Regions from separate parts of the Homo sapiens genome. Here regions 1 and 3 are each linked to region 2. Evidence: chromatin contacts called from ENCODE Hi-C or POLR2A ChIA-PET data. All regions are on one chromosome and are shown on one strand. The core of a region is the stretch at or near the end of the contact, and the rest is flanking DNA. Distances in the headings are between cores, read along the strand shown.

Region 1 (4,342 bases), core at 1,502-4,001, 280 kb after region 2:
CTGCTTTATAAAATTTATGCGTTTACTATTTTATAAAACCAGGTAATGCCTCTGGTCCTGGATGCTGGCTGGGGAAAGGAACAGCCTGTATATATTGGCCAAGATGATGAGATTGAAGTTGCAGAGCTTGTGTTCTCTCTGGTCACCTGCCTAGCCCCCTTATCAGATACCTCACACCTTCACTGTTGGTTCCCAAAAAAACTCATATTAACATTAAACTCATAGTCCTCTCATAAATTACGTGATAATCTAAAATGGAGAGATTTGCCCTTTTCCATCTTGCCATTGAAATTCTCATGAAAACAACAACAATAACAGAAATACCAAGTGCAATGGCAGGAGATCTGCAGGAGAAATTTCTAATGGCCCAGGACAGGTGTGGCTCTGAGGCAGGAAGACAACAGGAGATCCCCTCTCTCCACCCCTGCTGCAGAGAGGGGAATGGGGCTTAGTGGTTACCCCTAGGCCTAGATATGGTTTGTCAAAAAGAACACAAAGCCACAAGCAGAACATAGTGCAATTTCCTAAAGTGTGAGTAGACTTGAGGGAAGTTACTTTTATATTAAAATAAACATGGGTATATTTTGGAATAGCCTGCAAAAGGGAGATGCCAAAGGAATTTTATGCTTATTGAAGGCTGTTTTGAGACATCCTCTAAGACTCCCAGGAGTATAAATGGAAGAGTTTGTGAATCTCTGTATTATGATTAATTATGGGTTGGTTTGGCTAAAGAAGGTTTTGTAGGGGGAATGTTTTTGTGGGCCAATATTGATTATATATTTATATATATATATAGAGAGAGAGAGAGTATAGACAACTTTTTCTTCTTTGAATAGTAACCTACTGACCATTTGTACGTTGAAGTCCTATCCCCCAATACCTCAAAATGTGACTATATTTAGAGATAGGGCCTTTAAAAAGGTAATGAAGGGAAAAGGGGGTCATATGGGTGGGCCCTAATCCAATATGACTGAAGTCCTTACAGGAAGAGGAGATTAGGACACAGATATGCATGCATAAAGGAAAGACCATGTGAAGACATGCAGAGAAGTCAATCATCTGTAAGTCAAGGACACAGGCTCAGAGGAAACCAACCCTGCCAGTCAACACCTTGATCTTGGACTTCCAGCCTCCAGAATTGCAAGAAAATACATTTCTGTTGTTTAAGTCACCCAGTTGTGATACTTTGTTAAGGGCAGCCCCAACAAACTGATATACTGCTAGAATGGTGCTTATCAATTTTGTTATTCTGTTAATTTGTTTCATTTACTTTCCAACACAGTTTTCTCCTTTCTCACTCACTGATATCCTGACGTTTGACTTCCTGATCAGAAATGGAAGTGATGGGGTTGGACAGCAGGTGTTGGAAACTCAAATGCCTTAGGGACCATGCATGTGGATGTGCAAATCCAGGATGTAGAATAAAGACGTGTGGTGGTTGCTGTCACAATGAAGGGTGCATTCCCACTTAAAGACATTCAGATTCCAATGCTTTAAAGCCCTGTGCCAGCCCAAATGAATAAATAAGTCCTTACCTGGACTGTCTGGCAATTGCAATCCCTGCTCCAGTACAGCCTGGGCCTCATCCCCATGTTCCCTTGATTTATTACAAGAGGTCCATAAACACAGGTGCCAACCAAACCTTGTCTGTAGACTCTGTAATGCCACTCATATACTCACCTCTTAGTAAATTAAATTGCAAACTCACTTGTTAAATTCAAATTAATTTCCGAACCTTTTTTATTGGATACTTTCTTAATCATGATGATATATGGGGTTTATCCAGATTTTTTAAAAAATTCACTTTTTGAATTATAAAAGTCATGCATACGTATATGTTTATTGTGAAAAGATACATTTCTTTTCCTCCTGTGGATCTTCCCCTCAGAATTCCAGTTCTAATTCTACTCCTTGTGTGAACCCCTGAACATGCACCCATGCCCATTCATTTTTCTGGGCCCCTCACAGCAGCTCTAGCACCTCCACCTAAAAGGATTGAAAGGGAAGATGAGACCCCATTGCAGAATATTTGAAGTGGTTACTCATCAGCCCTGTATATACATATTAAAATTCTCTGAGTTGTTACAGCAGCTGTTGCAACTGAAAATAATTCAGCAAACAGGATCATTTTCTGTGTAGTTTATGGGCTCGGGAACAGTCCAGAAGCTTTGGAATTTGAGTTACTGTCAGCCCGCTGCTCAGCCAATCTCCACATGTCACAGGCTGGTAATTTGATCTACAGCTCCCTTGAAGTGAGTTTGTACTGAACACAGAAAGCTCTTTTTTCCCCCTTTTTGCCAAACGCTAAATAGCCTTTTATGTGTGTCTTTTTTCCCCTTACACAATCACGATTTGATTCAACAAAAATATTACACACCTTCTTCCTGAGGATTTTGTGTCCTTTTCTTGGACTCGCAGCTACACATTTTGGGCAGCAAGTTCCCTTGTTCCCTCGGCAGCTGCCTGCGCGCAGTCCTCCGGAGAGCCTAGGCCTGGGAGAGACCGCCTTGGATTTAGCTGGGCCTAAGAAAACACAGGCACAGCAGTGAGAAAAATATTATCTTCCAATTCCCCTTCCTTTCAAGACTCAGGAAATCTGCTTCTTTTCAGTGCTCTTATCACTGCTGTGAAGTTTTGATTTTTCCAATCTCCAGTGGTGGTTTAAAAGGAGCTTAGAGCAGAAGCTGAAAGGGCCTCCTGTATTTAGAGAGCAGAAGCCCCACCTGCTGTCTCTGGGGCACCTCCCAGTGGCCAGGGCCAGGGGGTGTGTCTGATGATGGAGACAGTTGGAGCCACTTCAGCACTGGCGCCGAGTTTATTTCATCTGCTGATATTTAGATTGTGGTGGGGAGGGCAGAATGCCTGATGATGCCGTCAGTTCACCACCATGCAACAGGTAGCCTGCTTTCCAGCTACTTTGCATGATATCCAGACTTTCTGGCATCAAGGCTTGGTGGCTCACAGGGCTTGAGGCAACACTACTCTGTAGCTTCCATTTTTTTTAGTGATTCCCTCACCGGTGGTGGATCTACCTAAGATCACAGTGGCCACGGTGGTATGCTATTTTGGGTTACTGAAAACTGAAACCTGTTTTTCGCTGAAGACAGTTTGCCTAACAGTTTAATAACCTTTATACTTAGAATATCAGGAGTCCTGTCTGTCTGATCAGCCAGTGGTACCATTAAGGAAAAATGAAAGATTGGTTTTCAGAGTCACTGAAGTTCTGGTGATATTTTAAATAAAAATTGAATACTTGGACATCTAAACTTATTTGATTGAAGCCTTGGGATGCCTAAAGTCATTGTGGTTGAGATTATATCTGTTTATGGCTGACAAAAATTATCATAAGTGTATAGAGTCTTATGTTGGGGACCTTGCTGTCCATCTCGAGACCATCTGCAGAAAATCCCAACAGCTGCAGTTTACTTCTCATTTTTCAGAATAGAGATTGATTATGAAGGAGGCACAAAACAAACCAATAAACAAAAAACCCAAATATTTGATTATGGCATTAACTTTATGGTCATTTCTAGAGGAGTGTGTGAGAGACATTAACTAGGTTCTGATTCTTGGAATAGATTAGACATTGGCCTTGCACCCAGCTCCACGGAATGATGTCCCCAGAAGGCCTTGCTTGTGCCTGGACACTGATGTCTGAGGAGTACGCTTCCCTGAGCTTTCCATGGGTCAATCTTAGAGGGCAGGGCTCCATGATCCTGGCCTTGACTGAAGGGGGAAGGATAGATTGGAGGTTTTTCCAAAGACTCACTGGAATTTGGAGATAAAATATTTAATAGGTTGAAAGCCTTTACAAGGGAGAACTCTGGTCTCCCTGTGAACGATGACCAAATATGGTAAAAATGTTCCCATTTCTGGTGGATCAATCAGTCCTTAAATATTTCTAGAATAACTTCCATGGTTAAAATCTGGATCCAGATTTTCTAATGAGCAATTTGCAGAAAGAACCCACCTGCATCAAATGGCAAAGTCAGAACCACGTGCAAGAGTGAACTGCACAGCCCTTGCTTAGCAACATGCCGCTTGTAGCCCACTGGGGGTGGAGTGCCCTCCAATCCAGACTCTACACTAAGAAATTAGGTAATTCAATGGCAATAGTAATTTTAGCTGCAGTTTAAGGAACGTTTACAGCTTTGAAACAGGAAATGGAAAACAATAAGTAAGAAACTATAAAATAAATTGAGCACATAGCTTTCTGTTACATTTTATACCCAGTGGTATGGAAAGTTTACTTAAGGAAATGACAAGGCTTATTTAGAGGACCAGCAACTTCTGGAGTCTTTTATTGAAATGGAAATGGGAGCAATGTTGGATACTCTTAAGG
Region 2 (4,650 bases), core at 312-2,811:
CAGCTCTTTCTCTTTGTATTTCATCTCTTTCTACTCTCCTATTTGTATTTTGTGTTCCTATCAAAGTGTCGTATCTGGGAGATGACCTGCCTTATCCTGTTCTATAACAGTTTTGTTTGCTGCTGTGTCTTTAGAACAGTGCCTGGCACACAGTAAGCACTCAATAAATCTTTGATGAATGAATGAATGGTTATCTTTTCTCTCTGGCAATCCAAATTCACCACTCCTTAAAAATTCTACATAAGATTTGCTGGCTGGGCGCAGTGACTCACGCCTGTAATCCCAGCACTTTGGGAGACTGAGACAGGTGGATCACCTGAGGTCAGGAGTTTGAGACCAGTCTCAACATAGCGAAACCCCATCTCTACTAAAAGTACAAAAATTAGCCGGGCGTGGTGGCAGGCGCCTGTAATCCCAGCTACTTGGGAGACTGAGGCAGGAGAATCACTTGAGCCCAGGGGGGCAGAGGTTGCAGTGAGCTGAGATCACGCCACTTCACTCCAGCCTGGGCAAAAGAGCAAAACTCCGTCTCCAAAAAAAAAAAAAAAAGATTTGCCTATTCCAGCAGACTTCTACCCAATATCAATCTAGATTTAAATCACTTGATTTTCCACATCCCTTTAGCAATTATGTATAGTTTGCACTTCATTAACCTACCCTTATTTATGTTACTTCTCACATACACCCATATCTCTTCTGTATTTTCAATCAAAAGATAATGCCTCAAATGTTATATATATTGTATGTGCCACTCAACAGTGCCTCATATGCTGCAAAAAAAAAAGACAGTAAACAATCGGGGTACCTTTTTGTCTTTTAAGCCATATTTTCTGGGTCAGTGTGGTCTTTCAAGGGAGTTTAGACAGGCTCTATTTTTTGTTACTTCACTCCTATAGTATGTGACTGTAAATTGTTCCTTCAGTGTTCAATTTAAGTACAAACTAAAGAGAAACAGTTTCCTAAAGAAAAACATTTTAAAGTTACAGAGACACCTATGTGTTCGTAACATTTCTCCAGAAATATTTGAAGTAACGTAAAACTTCTGGACTGGTCAGTTTAAATATTTTCTTGGAATTTCTATAGAAATTTCTGTGGAATGGTGTTATATTGGAAATATTAATTAACTATAAGAAGACTCCTACTTCTTCACAGAGAACAAGCAGGGATATCCTGGATTTTCACAGTATTTAGGCCACTCCTTAATTGTCTCATGAAGGAATTAAGGTAGTGGAACACATTCAAGAATTGCTTAGGTGTCAAAATAAGACAAAGTGTAACAGTTTTTTTCTGTAGTAGATTTTTAAATAGTTAAAAGACTCTGCCCTCTTTATCTATACTGTATTCTGGCAATAATAAAGTTGGGCAGCCTATACATAAAAGCAATTTCTAACAATGCCAAATTAACAGCAGTTTCTTGGCCCTTTCCTTTCCCTCCATGAAAGTTACAATATTAGGTTATTTCACAGGTTTCCTCCATGCCCCCCATACCCAACCTAAAACTGTGTTAGGCTGTCAAAGAAAACAAATCAGGTAAGATTAGTGTTTGCCTTTACGCAGTCATTCTAAGTACACATAAAATCATACATAATATGAAAATACAGCAGGAAGAGAAACATCAAACCATAGAACTGAGTTTTAGTTTTACTGACATTTATATGGCATACTTCCTGTTTTTGATTTCAGAAGTGCAACCATGCAGTGCTTCTATGAAAAACTGAATAGTTGAGTACAGTTTGAGGATTATAACAACTTATCCAAAGGAAACAAACAGACCTAACTTACTGCTGTTTTCATTTGTGGAACTGCTATCTTTGTTGTAAAAAGTTGAGTATTTTTCAAACATCATTTAATAATAGGGTAGCCCCTAAAACAAGTAAGGAGCTATAAGTCTGAGTTGTGAATTTGACTAGTAATGGAATAAGAAAACCAAGCCAAACTCCATCTAAATATGTATGTAAAGGTAATGCTTGTAAAAATTTGCTTTTTCCTCATTTTGAGATTTCAGTTGCCAGTTGACTATTGGTATGCAAAATTAACAATTCTGCCTAAAGGAGGTAAACGATAGAGGTTAATTCTTAAATAAAAGTCCCTTTGTTTCACTATTAACTTTTTCTATTTGAAGCATAATTGTGTCAGCTAATTTATTTTTTGGTAACCACTTAGGAATTTGGGAGGGAGGGGGGCACTCAAGTAAGCAATGACAGCCAGCTAGACATCAAAATCCATGTTCTCACTTCATGGCCGTACAGATAAATTTCATTTCCTAGCCTCTCTTGCAGTTAGATGTGGGCATATGACTAAGCTCTAGCTAGTGGAATGAGAATGGATGTCAACTACTTTAAGCTCTTTAAGTCAACTAAAGAAATCAACTACTTTAAGCTCCTGTCCCTAAAAAACTCCCAACAGACTGACCCCTCCAAGGAAACCTTGGAAGTTAGGTCCTAAATGCTTAGGTACAGTAAGACCTTGGAAACTACTAAAGAAATAGTAAAGTAAACTTGTTTTGCAAGAACAACTTTGAGCCACTATATATTTTGGGGATGATCTATTATGGCAATTAGCCTGCCGTCATTAATTTGATCTATAAAACATATATGAAGTGTCCCTGTGATACACAACTCCAGTGGTCACACACTGTAATGTATGCAACTGGGATTTTTCTGAAGCACAACTGAGAGGCTACAGGTATGCATACATATGGATATAGGTAAATGTTCCTCCCAGGAGTGGTAAAATGCTGTGGCTTTGCCAACTAACTCCAGCTTCTCTCATGGGTTTTATTGTGGATGATTATTGATTTGTGTAAAGGAACTTCCCTTTTGTGTCTGTGGTAATAGATAAAGGTGGAATGGATCCTCCAACAAGAATCTTGAGGGGAAAATATATACTTATGATCAAAATAAGATATCTTTCTTGGGTTTGTCCAATAGTGATGGCTACATAGTCTTCCTATTACCTTTTATCTACAGGCAGGCAGTAGGCCATAATAGTATTAGAAGCCCCTCCCTTTCTCCAAAAAAAAAAAAAAAAAAGTGCTCTGAGCAGTAAAGATATTTAATTTAACATATCTGCGCTTCATGTTTCTCATCTGTAAAATGAGAGTTGGATTATATCACTTCAAAAGTTTCCTTTTTTCACTAAACATTCTCCCATCTATGACTACAATGTCCAGAGCTAATGGTAGAAATATATATATATATATTTTTTTTTTTTGAGAGGGAGTCTCCCTCTGTAGCCAGGCTGGAGTGCAGTGGTGCAATCTCAGCTCACTGCAACCTCCGCCTTCGGAGCTCAAGCGATTCTACTGCCTCTGCCTCCCTAGTAGCGGGGACTACAGGCACGCACCACCATGCCCAGCTAATTTTTTTTTTGTATTTTTATAGAGATAGGGTTTTAACATGTTGGTCAGGATGGTCTAAATCTCTTGACCTCGTGATCTGCCCGCCTTGGCCTCCCAAAGTGCTGGGATTACAGGCATGAGCCACTGCGCCCGGCCAAAATAATTTTTTTTGTTTTCTCTTTTATTTTGAGACACAGTTTCGCTCTTTTTGCCCAGGCTGGAGTGCACTGGCACGATCTTGGCTCACCACAACCTCTGCCTCCTGGGTTCAAGTGATTCTCCTGCCTCAGCCTCCGGGGTAGCTGGGATTACAGGCGCCGCCCCCGCCCCGCCCCGCCGCCACCACCCGCTAATTTTGTTATTTTTAGTAGAGACGGGGTTTCTCAGTGTTGATCAGGCTGGTCTCAAACTCCTGACCTCAGGTGATCCGCCCACCTCAGCCTCCCAAAGTGCTGGGATTACAGGTATGAACCTCCGCGACCAGCCTATTTGAAATAATTCTTAACATGAGCATTTCTTCAGATTTCAAGTTGATATTACAGAAGCGCAAGTGCTTCATAGAAACTTGAAATTATTTTAAAAAAATGTTTAACTCTCACCAAGGCACAAGAGAGGTTATACTCTTCTCCCAAACAAGCTATTAAATTGAAAGGATTTTAAACTTACCCAAGGTTTTTTAGAGTAGTTTTATTATTATTATTTTATTTATTCGTTTTTTTGAGATGAAGTCTTGCTTTGTCACCAAGGCTGGAATGCAGAGGTGTGATCGGCTCACTGCAGCCCCGACTTACTGGGCTCAAGTTATCCTCCTGCCTCAGCCTCCTGAGTAGTAAGGACTACATGTGTGTGCCACAGTGCCCGGCTAGTTAGAGTAATTTTAAAACACTGTGTCACTTCTCTGATTTCTATACTTTACTCCATGAGTGGAGAAATAATATCAAAGCTAATACAGAATGTGATAGTTATTGAAATAATACTATAAAAAGTCAAAAACTAGACAGCAGATTTTATAGTTTTTCAGTGAATTTACCAGTTAAAAACCTTAAATTTTACTTTTCCTAATTGTATGTTTATAATGTTTCAATGTAATAACAATTCATATAATAGCACATTCAGGATCATGGCAAAATCAGCTAAGTCATAGTTAACACACACTCCTTGTCTCTACGTATGTGGTGCTAAGTCATATTTTTGGTATAGCTAACAAATGATTTTTTGTCTGTCTGCTGGTGGGGTTTTAATCTCCTGGATTTCAACTTTGGTTAAAGTTAAAAAATACACTATCCAGACTTTATACAGGCATGAATTGG
Region 3 (4,640 bases), core at 898-3,397, 260 kb after region 2:
TTTTAGATGGTTCTTCCCCTGGTCTCTGCTAGCTTCCTCAGCTGTGTGCACTGATTAGTACTCTGTTGAATATTCAGGGGGACCATCTACAGATGTCTGATTCTCTTTCCCTGCAACTCTTTGTCCCCTCTCTGTCCTGCCAACTTTAGCCATGTTGGTCTTTCCAAACCCTTGCTTCATTTCTTCATTGTAGGGAATCGTTGAGCTGCACTGGAGTTTCTCATTCCTATGATATGGCCTGGAAACTTTCATGTCAGTAAGTTAGGGCTTTGGTAGGGTTCTTCTCATTCGTTTTCTATCTTATGTCTTCTGTTGGGTTCTGTCATGATGATTATTCACTATTGTGTTCACTTTCTTGTTTCATTGAACATATTTTTAATATTTTATCCAGTTTTTCTAGTTTGCTTTTGTAGATGGTTTGGTAGTAATTACCTAGTCTGCAATTATTGGAATAAGAGGCCTCAGACCTTTTAATTTCAACAAAGTTTTTTTCCAGAGAAGTGAGCAGCTATTTCAGGTCTGCTGGAGTCCTAAGGTAGAGTCCAATTGGGATTGAGAGCTGACCATCTGGCCAGTCTGCAAGTTCTTGCAGAAGAACCTACTGCTGAGGACTGAGGAGTGTGGGAGTGAGAGGGTGCTTGTTCTGAGGGGAGAAGGAGCCGGAAATGACAGCCTTGCTAGAGAACTGAATCATGGTTATCAGAGAGGAGGAGAAAGAGTGAGAATGCTGCCACATACTCATAGTTCTTTCCTGTTCAGATCCCATTCGATTTGTGAAGTGTGACATTGAGAGTCTGTTAAAATTGAAATGCACTTTTATAAAAATTCTGTAAAATATGGAGCCATAGGCTCTCTATCAACAGGTGGGAGTGAGAGGCAGTGAAATCTGAGTTATGACTGTTAAGGTGACTGTTTAAGTATACCCAGGCTGTGAGGCCTGGGGGAAATCAGGTTACACAGAAGCCAAGTTAACCCGGATCCAGCTCCACCTTGCAGAGTTTCGTTAACAGAAGGGGTCCTTGGTACAAACCCGCTGCCGGTCAGAAACTGGCCTGAGGCCAGAAACTCATTTTACCTTAACCTCAGAATGTCCATCAGATGATGAGGTTCTTGCCTAGGACGGATATTTTTCTAAGTTGGTACTCAGAGATTGACTTAAGAGTCCTTAAAATTTCACAATGAGTCACACATAAGGCCAGGTTTGCTGAAACCGAAAGTGTTGAAACTGCCTGGGGGCAATTTGTCGGTAACCTGTAGGCATTTGAGAAGCTATGAAAAGGATTAATATAATGCATAAAATGAAAGACAAGCAGTGGGGGTGGGGAGTGAGAAAACTATTTCCAGTGAACATAGCCCTAGTTCAGAAGACGAAATCTATATTTCACTCAGCAGAGGGTACAAATCTGTATTACATTAACTCAGCAATTCTAACCAAAACAAAGACAGGATGGCAAATATTTAAACAGTGATTAAACAGTGCCCAGGCAATAGGAAATGTCTGCTCTTGCCAACTGTTTGCTTGAATGAAATAAAATAAATAAGGGGCATACAAACTGTGTCTTCCTGGTTGTTCTCAGGGACCTTCTCTGGCATAGGGGCAGCTCCCTCAATCATGAACTTGAGTCTCATGGGTCCCATTAGAAATAGCCTAATGAGAAAGAACTCTGAAAACTGTTAATGGCTAACAGGGTACAGAATATGTATTTTTCTTTTAACGTATTTTACGTATATAAATGGCAGGGTACAATCAGAGCAGATTTCCCCACCAGGAGGTTGAATGCTTAATTCAAAACAAACGCCTATTGAATTTGATAGTAGATCTCTCCCCTCTCTCCCTAATTTGGCTTTTTGCCAGCTGTTAATCTAATTGCAGGGGTGGCAGCCTGAGATTCTGTGGCCCTCTAGGGCAACTCAAAGTACATATTGTCATTACTAATTATTATATAGTGTTGCTGTGATTAAAAGCACCACTGTCCTTTGAAAAGCCTCAAATGAGATGACAGCACAGAAGCACCTGAGTGTGCCCCATAAACTGATATTCTATTTGCTGTGCCATTAAAGTTCAACAATGCCATTATGTCTTAAGTGACAATGAAAAGTTCCCATTCCAGCTTTTAGTCAGAATGACCACAAGTTTGATGAAACCCCACTCAACCTCTTCTCCAGTCATCTTGAAAGTGAAGCTGTTTGGTGTGTTGGTGTGAGGTAACTAACCATGGTGCTACTATGCGCTTTTGTAGGCAGAGCTGGCCTGGTGACTTAATTCACATTGGGACACTTACTGTCACATTCATCGCACTGGATTAAATACTGCAACTGAACAGCCAAAAGAAGAGGTATCGCTATAGGTTGAGTGATATCTTCCCCTCAAAAGATGTGTAGAAGTCCTAATCCCCATTTCCTCAGAATGTGACGTTATTTGGCAATAAGGTCGTTGTAGATACAATTAGTTTAGATGAAGTCGTACTGGAGTAGGGTGGGTCCCAAACCAAGATAACTGGTGCCTTTATAGGAAGGGGAAATTTGTACACAGGGAGAACGTCTTGAACATAAAGACAGAGGTGGGGAGATGTAACTCCAATCCAAGGGATGCCAAAGATTGCCAGCCAACCACCAGAAGCCAGGAGAGAGACCTGGGACAGGTTCTCCCTCACAGCAGAGTGGGCTCATGTCTTAGCCTGTTTGAGCTGCTATAACAAAATACCATAAACTAGATGGCTTATAAACAACAGATATTTATTTTTCATAGTTCTGGAGGCTGGGAAGTCTGAGATCAAGATACCAGCAGATTCAGTGTCTAGTGAGGGCCCATTTCCTGGTCCACTGATGGTGCCTTCTGACTGTGTCCTCACATAGGGGAAGGGGCAAACTAGCTCTACGGGGTCTCTTTTATAAAGGTTCTAATCCCATTCATGAGGGCTCCTCCCTCATGGCTTCTCAAAAGTCACCACCTCCTAATACCATCAACTTGGAGGTTAGGATTTCAACATATGAGTTTTGAGGGGACACAAACATTCAGACCAGAGTAGCCCCTAACCCAATATGACTGGTGTCTTTATAAGAAGGTGGCTTTGTGAAGACAGAGACACATGAGGAGAATGCCACGTGACAACTAAGGCAGAGACTGGCATTAATGCAGTTACAAGCCAAAGAATGCCAGAAATTGCCAGTGAATCACCAGTAGCTAGGAGAGCAGCAAGGAAGGACACTCACCCGCAGGTTTAGGGGGGAACATGTCCCTGCTGACACCTCAATTTTACACCTCTAGCCTCCAGAATTGTGAGAGAATATGATTCTGTTTTAAGCTGCTCAATGTATGGTGCTTTGTTATGGTAGCCCTAGGAAAGGAATACAGTCAGGAACACTCTTGTCCATAGGCAACATGGGATGTAGCAATGTATGGCCAAATCTTTCTCCTCCCACCATACAGAACACATTCATTCAAAGAGTATAAATTGGCCCAAGCTTAATAGACATTCTCTTTTTTACTAGTGGGTCAACACAAGTATAGGCCAGGTTAGTTCTATAGATAAAACAGAATTTGAAATGTGTAATGTTAAAGCCAAAGGTCCAATGGCTATTTATTCCACATTCTATATAACTACCCTAACTCAAGCAGCCGCTCTAAAACCCCAGTGACTAGGACCCTGAAAAAGTGTTCTTTAAAGTGTCAGAACAGAGATTCAGACTCTCAGAATTTGCTGTTTCAGTTTGAGAAGATGAAGAGTTTGAAGATGAGAAGACTCAAATTTGAGTCCAGCACCCAGCTGCCAGTCTAGCAGCCCATTGTAGCCCCCAGAGAATGAAAATGGAATGCTTGGTCCAATCCCCATGGTGGGTGTCCTCCAGGAAGCTCTGGGGTTCCCAACTGGCCTCCAGCCATACCAGGGCCATATAGATTCCTTAAAATAAATATCTATTTGTGTGTTGCCTTTTGGTGGCTCTGATCATCTATAGCATCAAGTCTAAGCATGATGCTTGAATAAGCCTCCATGATTTATGCCCCCTCTGGGCTCTGGGCTCCTGTTGCATCACACTGTCCCTTTAGCTTTATATCTAGTTACACAAAATTACTTGTTGTTTCCACAATAAAGCCTTATGTGTCTTGTCTTTGTGACCTTAACTATCACTTAAATTGACAATGCCCTTTCCTTCTTTTCCTACTGAAACAACCCTAGTTAATCTTCAAAATATTCATAAGGGACACTTTCCTATGAAAGCCTTCTTTGACAACATCCTCCAGATAGACTTAATACCTTTTTTCTTTGTATAATTTTTTACCTGCTCCTTTACTGTGCATCTCAAACTATATTTAATAATTTGTTTATAATCATCTTTTAATTAAACTGTGAGATCCTTGAGGGCAGGAATTGTATTTTATTTATATAGGATGCCCAGTAGTAAGCATAGTGCCTATACCTGTACAGGTGATTAGTAACTGTTTAAATGAATTCTTCATTTAACAAATATTTCTTGAGACTTTTTATGTTGCAGGCATTGTTCTGGGCCTTGTAGATGTGGCAGTAGTCAAGAAAAACAAAGACCTTTCCTACCTGAAGCTTGTGTTCCGGTAGAGAAAATGGATAAACAGATAAAAATAATAGACATTGCATATACTTTCAAGTAATGATATGTGCTAC

What was found. Hi-C counts contacts between places; a loop is a spot of excess contacts on that map. ChIA-PET counts read pairs that join two places held with the same protein, here RNA polymerase II (POLR2A). Pooled maps may share reads with other maps.
Region 1: a loop to region 2 is called in a pooled map, with 2.2 times the contacts of the local background. The contact joins two enhancer-like sites. A Hi-C loop is called at or near these places in 1 of 50 pooled maps. POLR2A ChIA-PET finds 5 or more read pairs at or near these places in 3 of 52 experiments (OCI-LY7, PC-9 and activated B cell).
Region 3: a loop to region 2 is called in a pooled map, with 4 times the contacts of the local background. The contact joins two enhancer-like sites. A Hi-C loop is called at or near these places in 5 of 50 pooled maps. POLR2A ChIA-PET finds 5 or more read pairs at or near these places in 4 of 52 experiments (IMR-90, PC-9, activated B cell and 1 more).

The regions. Positions count from the first base shown.
Region 1 is chr13:50,384,485-50,388,826 of GRCh38, forward strand. The region is part of intron 2 of DLEU1 (deleted in lymphocytic leukemia 1); the gene reads left to right. Among named protein-coding and RNA genes, the nearest start is that of DLEU1-AS1, 140 kb to the right of the region's middle. Within about 2 kb of position 2,752, at least 15 of the 41 ENCODE cell types and tissues checked have a DNase peak (open chromatin) inside an H3K27ac peak, as active enhancers do.
Region 2 is chr13:50,105,115-50,109,764 of GRCh38, forward strand. All of the region lies in intron 1 of DLEU2 (deleted in lymphocytic leukemia 2), which reads right to left. All of the region lies in intron 2 of DLEU1 (deleted in lymphocytic leukemia 1), which reads left to right. Among named protein-coding and RNA genes, the nearest start is that of DLEU2, 18 kb to the right of the region's middle. Within about 2 kb of position 1,562, at least 3 of the 41 ENCODE cell types and tissues checked have a DNase peak (open chromatin) inside an H3K27ac peak, as active enhancers do.
Region 3 is chr13:50,364,829-50,369,468 of GRCh38, forward strand. The region is part of intron 2 of DLEU1 (deleted in lymphocytic leukemia 1); the gene reads left to right. Among named protein-coding and RNA genes, the nearest start is that of DLEU1-AS1, 160 kb to the right of the region's middle. RefSeq lists a silencer at 2,005-2,299. Within about 2 kb of position 2,148, at least 16 of the 41 ENCODE cell types and tissues checked have a DNase peak (open chromatin) inside an H3K27ac peak, as active enhancers do.